Linked DNA regions of Homo sapiens: region 2 is linked to region 1. A link is an interaction called in ENCODE POLR2A ChIA-PET data of the cell type or tissue named here. Cell type or tissue: MCF 10A. All regions are shown on one strand. Links, peaks and the distances in the headings refer to the core of each region. The heading gives the core; the rest is flanking DNA.

What was found. Peaks named below come from ENCODE experiments on the same cell type or tissue, not always from the same donor. Only the 100,000 strongest peaks of a DNase experiment are listed, where the experiment ranks them.
Region 2: POLR2A ChIA-PET joins it to region 1 with 5 read pairs; 2 of 35 experiments call an interaction of 5 or more read pairs at or near these places.

Annotation. Positions count from the first base shown.
Region 1 is chr2:237,116,998-237,119,917 of GRCh38, reverse strand. No RefSeq gene overlaps it. Among named protein-coding and RNA genes, the nearest start is that of COPS8, 33 kb to the right of the region's middle. In MCF 10A, for the core only: no CTCF peak of the experiment used is centred there; a DNase peak (open chromatin) is centred at 1,697.
Region 2 is chr2:237,345,392-237,348,311 of GRCh38, reverse strand. It overlaps COL6A3 (collagen type VI alpha 3 chain), which reads left to right. Exons shown (of 44, transcript NM_004369.4): 31 at 443-505; 32 at 1,747-1,809. Among named protein-coding and RNA genes, the nearest start is that of COL6A3, 67 kb to the left of the region's middle. In MCF 10A, for the core only: no CTCF peak of the experiment used is centred there; no DNase peak of the experiment used is centred there.

The sequences.
Region 1 (2,920 bases), core at 154-2,653:
TTCATAAAACCTGGATACAGAGTGTTTGGGGTTAATTTTCTGATGAGAGCTGGGTGCTCTCACATTCTATGCGGCAGTCAAAGGCAGGGCCACATGGTTTGAATGTGCAGGGCCAACCTAACGGTCTCTGATGATATTAACAGGCTGGACCAGGGCTGGAGCTTGCAGCTAAAGCCACTGCACTTCTCCAAGCAGAGGGGCCATGGCACTGCTCACCCCCTAGCCATTCCCTTATGCCAACACTGCAGGTGACCGGCTTTTATTCTTAGTCGATGTCCAGGATAATTTTGTTAGGTTTTGTATATTTTAATTTTTGCTTAAATTTAGCATACATGTGGATTTGATCATTTAAACTGGTGAGTGACAAGTGTGTGACAAGCCCCTAAAATAACGCCTTGGCTGGGTCTTTTAAATAATTTTTGTTCTCTTCATCCTCACAAAATAACTAATGGGTACTGCGCTTAATACCTGGGTGATGAAATAATCTGTATAAGAAACCCACATGACACAAGCCTACCTATGTAACAAACCTGTACATGTACCCCTCAACTTAAAATAAACGTTAAAAATTGTTCTTAATTATTAGGAATTCAGCCTCTAATTCCCCATAGATTTTCTTCCTTGCCAAGTCTTAGTAAACTTATCCATTCCACTCATATGACAAAAGAACTGACGACTCAAGGGCCAAACAAACTATTTAAAAAGCAAGAACATGAAGAAAACCTTTTTTTCAAAAATATCTAATAACTCAAGAGCACTTCTTCGGCCCTTAGAAAAGACTTATTTAAGCCTTTGAAGGGACTGCGTTTCAGCCAGCAGTGATGGTGATCGGACATTCAAGGAATGAAGTGGTAGGAATGACCCTACACACCAAGTGAGTTATGGCAGCACATTGTAAACAACAAGACACCGGGTGACAGCGAGGAGTGAGAATCAAGCAGATGTTTGGCTCTGGCTAAGCACATGCTTTACACATCTCAACTCAAGAGGGTTTTCAAACACAGCATCAACCCCATGTGTTTGGTTTTCCTTGTCAGAGCCCTTCTGCTATCTTGAGGAAGGGATGGGTGGAAATACAGAAAAGCTGCCCTGCACAGATTCCTGCATCTACATCCACAGCTCCAGTCACATGAAAGACACCAGACGCAGCATCAAAACATTTAGCCAAGATAATGTTGACAATGTAAGATAATGTTGAAAACTAAAGCTTCCTAATCTTTTGAAGTTGGTCCATATTAAATTGCCTCAGGCAAAGTTAAGGCAGTTGAGGCCACACTCCCATATTTCCATTTACATTCTTTGTATTTTATGACAGAAATACATTGAAAATCTTGTTCACCAGTCTGCTAAAAATCAGGGTTATAAGGGGAGACATCCAACAGGCTTAAGGCTCCCAAATGGATTTGGAATTTTTTGGACCTTACTCGATTGACCTCATTCACTGCCCAACCTCACAAACAACCTAATTCAGTTTTCAAACCATGTTATTTAACCGACACAGGATAGCCATGAAGAGGTTCTTATTACCTTATGCATTATTATGCACTGGGCATTTTGCCCTTTGTCCTGAATTGCTCTTCTTAGAGATCAGGTGCAGGTGCACAATTAGGAGAACATTATTCAATCAAAACTGTTTTTGGCAATTCCTCCCATCATGTGACTCACAAGTTAAAAATGGTCCAGTTCCTCTTTCATTTAGAATGAAATCTTTTCCTGCAGCTCCACCCAGGAGAAAAAATCATGATTCACATTCAGGATGCACATATGCTGGTCAGGTGGGTGCACACAACATGCTCATTCAAGTCCACTCATTTCTTAAAAAGATGTCCAAAGACTCCTGGCTTCCCACTATCTCAATTGACCCAGGAGAATGTCATCAATCATTTACATGAATAAAATGTCCACCCTGGTTTTAGCTTGTCTTTAGATATTTGGATAAAACTACACAATCTTTTCCACTAATTTTGAAAGCTTCCTTTACTTAGAGAAGCAACAAATTCAGAGGAAAGTTACTACTTTGCTCAACCACAAATATGATGCAGATTACTCAAAAGTTATTGACTCTAGCAAAACGGCAAACCCTTACCTTTCTCCAACTGCAGTGATAGCAAGGGTTCTCAGGTGAGAGGAAATCCAGGCATGGCATTTGTTAACAAGGAGGTACTTACTCCAGTTCATGGGCTGCTCAGCTAAGAGGCAATAGATGCCTTTCTTCCCCCTGCTTTTCAATGCAGAGTTTAATTGTGGGTTGTAAAAATCCCCCAGACACACTAAAAGCTAGAAGACTCCTGGAAAACTGCTAATCTCTCCAGGAGGTGTATTTGCCCTTGCTGCTATCATTTGGATGGATGGGGGCAGTGGGGATGGATGCTATCAGGTGGAATTCTGTTCTTCCTGCTTTTGCTATAAAAGGTGGAGACAGGTTAAGGGGAGGGGAGTCCTGGTAACTGTCCTAACATAACCAGTGCCTGAACATTCCTTCAAAACAGCCTTGATCAGTGGTTATTGAACTTGGCTTCAACGGTATCTGACTGATGGGATCCTCACACTATCTGAGACCATCTAGACCATCACCAACTGATACGCACAAGTTGTGTGGCTACTGAGCACTTGGAATGTGGAAGTCCAAATTGGGCTGTGCCACAAATGTAAAATACACATGGGATTTCAAAGATGTAGTATAAAGAAAAGAATGTAAAATATCTCATTAATATTTTTGTATTGATGACATGTTGAACTAATAATATTTTTGATTGGCTAAATAAGATTGTTGTTAAAATTAATTTTATCTGTTTTTCTTTTTCACCTTTTTACTGTGGCATCCAGAAAATTTAAAGTTACATATGTGAGGTGTGTCTTCTAACTCTATTAGACAGTGCTGGTCTAGGCAGTTAAATAGCTCTTCTTTGTGTTGAGTCAA
Region 2 (2,920 bases), core at 139-2,638, 230 kb before region 1:
TTGGGATGGCTCTGGTATGTCCATGGACTGAGAATCAGAATATCTTGGCATTAGTCTTGGGTCAGCCACTCAGTTAACTGGGCTACCCTGAGAAAGACCCTTCCTTCCCTAAAATACTCTCTCATCTGTCAAGTGGAGGTCATAATACGTACTTGTCCTGGTGTTTATGAGATTTAAATAAAATATGCTGCAATCAAAGTACTCTGTAAGCTGTGAAATGCTATAACCTACATGATAGTATCATTACTGATTAATTAAATTAAGACCATCTGCAAATACCACAAATATAGTAGTAACCCACTGGAAAAGTGAATCAAAACTAACCACTTGGCTGCCCGGGAAAAGTGTGACCCACACGTCTCCTGGATGTCTTACCCCACGGACCCTCAGTGAGATCTTCTGTTCCAAAGCTTACTGTGCCACTTCTCGGCTTTCTTCCCAGGGTAACCCAGGTGAACCTGGGCTAAATGGAACAACAGGACCCAAAGGCATCAGAGGCCGAAGGGTAAGTTTGCGTGGGCCTTGGCTGCAGGTGAGGAATGAGAACGTATGTCTCAATGTGATTAACTGCTGAGGCTTTGACAATTATCCTTCACTTGCACCCTGGCCAGGGATAGCACAGGGTGGAAGGAAGGGAATCCTGAGCCCCAGACCAATGTCCTCAGGGTGCCACCATGGCTGTGGTCCATGGCTCTCCTCCTGTAGGTGTATTCCTCTTCCTCCAACTCACCTCCAGGGTCGCCAGCCCAGCTCACTCCAGGCACAGCACCCACCTGCAGTCTCGAATCTCATTATGGGTGACTGGGAAGTCTGTGCAGTCACTTTGGGCCATGCCCACCCAGACGGCCAGGCAATGGGAGTGAATGAGGCATGGCAACTGCTTCTGAAGCCTCTAGGCTTGCAAGCGAGCCAGGCCAAGGCCATGGGCTCCTCAGACTACTGGTGCTGAGATTCCTCTTCCTTAAGCTACTTTTAGCCCTGATAGCTCTTTTCTTTTTATTCTTTGTGTGTGTGTGTGTGTGACAAGGTCTCACTCTGTTGCCAAGGTCTCAGTCTGTCATCTGGGCGGAGTGCAGTGGTGCCATCTTGGCTCACTGCAACCTCCATCTCCTGGGATCAAGCGATCCTCCCACCTCAGCCTCCCAAAGTGCTGGGATTACATGCATGAGACACCACACCTGGCCAGATTATTCTTCAATGGATGTTTACTCACCCTCTTAAAATGGCAGAGTCTTCAATTAGCAAATTGTGGCCTAGATCTGTGTAAAGGTTGCTAACAGTTATTTTCAGCCTGAAATGTAGTTTAAAAAGAAACATAATTATCTTATTAATTTGATCAGTGAAGACAGTCAAACTAGATCATTTAATATCCCAAAGAGCTTTAAAACATTGGATGATTATCTACACTGAACGCATTAGCTAATTCACTGTCTGTTACCTATTCTCCTGGGAGTCCTTAGTAATCATATTAGTGGTTCTTGGGAAAGCACCTGTCTTACCTTAGCCTGGCAGAGAACACAATATACAACACCTCTATAGTTGGTGGGGGACTCCCATTGGCTTTGTTGAGGTTGCTTGTCCCTAAACTTGAATTTAAGAGACATTTTAGCTCCCTTAAAGTGAGAGATTTTTCGTGGTGATGGAGTCCCTTGGGTTAGATCACTTTTACCGTACCTTCCAACTATAGGAGCCTTAAATTCTCCACTTTCTGACACAGTTGAACAATGTTTGTTCTGCTCCCTCTAGGGAAATTCGGGACCTCCAGGGATAGTTGGACAGAAGGGAGACCCTGGCTACCCAGGACCAGCTGTAAGTATTTATCCAGTTCTGACCCGGCCACCTGGGGCTGGGTGCTTTACACGTGGTCCCTGAAAACTTCCCACCATCTGCTTTGCTCACAAGAAAATGTGCTCTCTTTGTATTTGCTTGGTTGTCAAACCGCCTCTCTGACATCATGATGCAGCAAAGAGATTTTGAATTTTAGAGTAACAAGAAACTTTAAAAAAATAGGTTTCATGGGATATCCTGTCATCTAGGGAGTATTGTAATTTGCCTTTATAGTTTCCTGGCATAGGTGCATTTGAGGTTTGTGTAGAGGAGAAACCAAAGAGGGGAAATCTAAATACCTTTTGCTTGCATCTTGTAGAAGCAGTGTAATTATGCCAGGCCTTGGTTTGACAATGCTTCCTGTGGTCTATGAAATCCCCAAGGGAGCTCCTGATTTGTGGTTAAATCCCACTAGTCATGCTGCCACCAGGAGCCAGGAGGGCATCCTCCCACAGCCCTTCCAAACCTCTTTATTGCTAATACCTTTGTTTTCTTATTTGAATTTCTCCATATATTGTCCCTCAATATTGAAATTGGTGAGTTTCAAAAAATAATGGAAAAGATAATTCAGGAGTTGGAAAATCATTCCTAGAAGGAAAGGTTCAGGGCTTAGTTTGGTTGAATTAGGGAAAAGAAAGCTGGTCAGGTGGGTCTGATTGCTGTCTTTAAGTAGGTGAAGTGTTGGGGGGAGCACATTAAGCCAGTTCCTGCAGAAGACCAAGCAGGCAGAAATAGCCTCCTGGAAAGACAACTAATGGCCCATGAGATGCCTGCTGGGCTGTCAGGGTGGTGAGGTTTAGGCATGGGACACTGAGGGAAGCCACGAGTCAGTCCCTAGAGCTCCTCGGGGTGGAATTCAGCTGGGATGCTTTAGACACGGAGGGAGCCAGGGCAGCTCAATGATCTCTCACTGCCCCTTCGGCAGGGGACAGCGTATCAAGCGTGTGAAAGGGAGCTCTTTTCTCAAGAGAAGCAGAATCTAGACCCAGGTTCACTCGTGGGCTTTACATGGATTGGTGGTGAGCTTCCTGGTTTCAGAACATGAGACTATTTCAAAGGCCAAATGACCTCCCAGGGAAACACATTTGCTCCA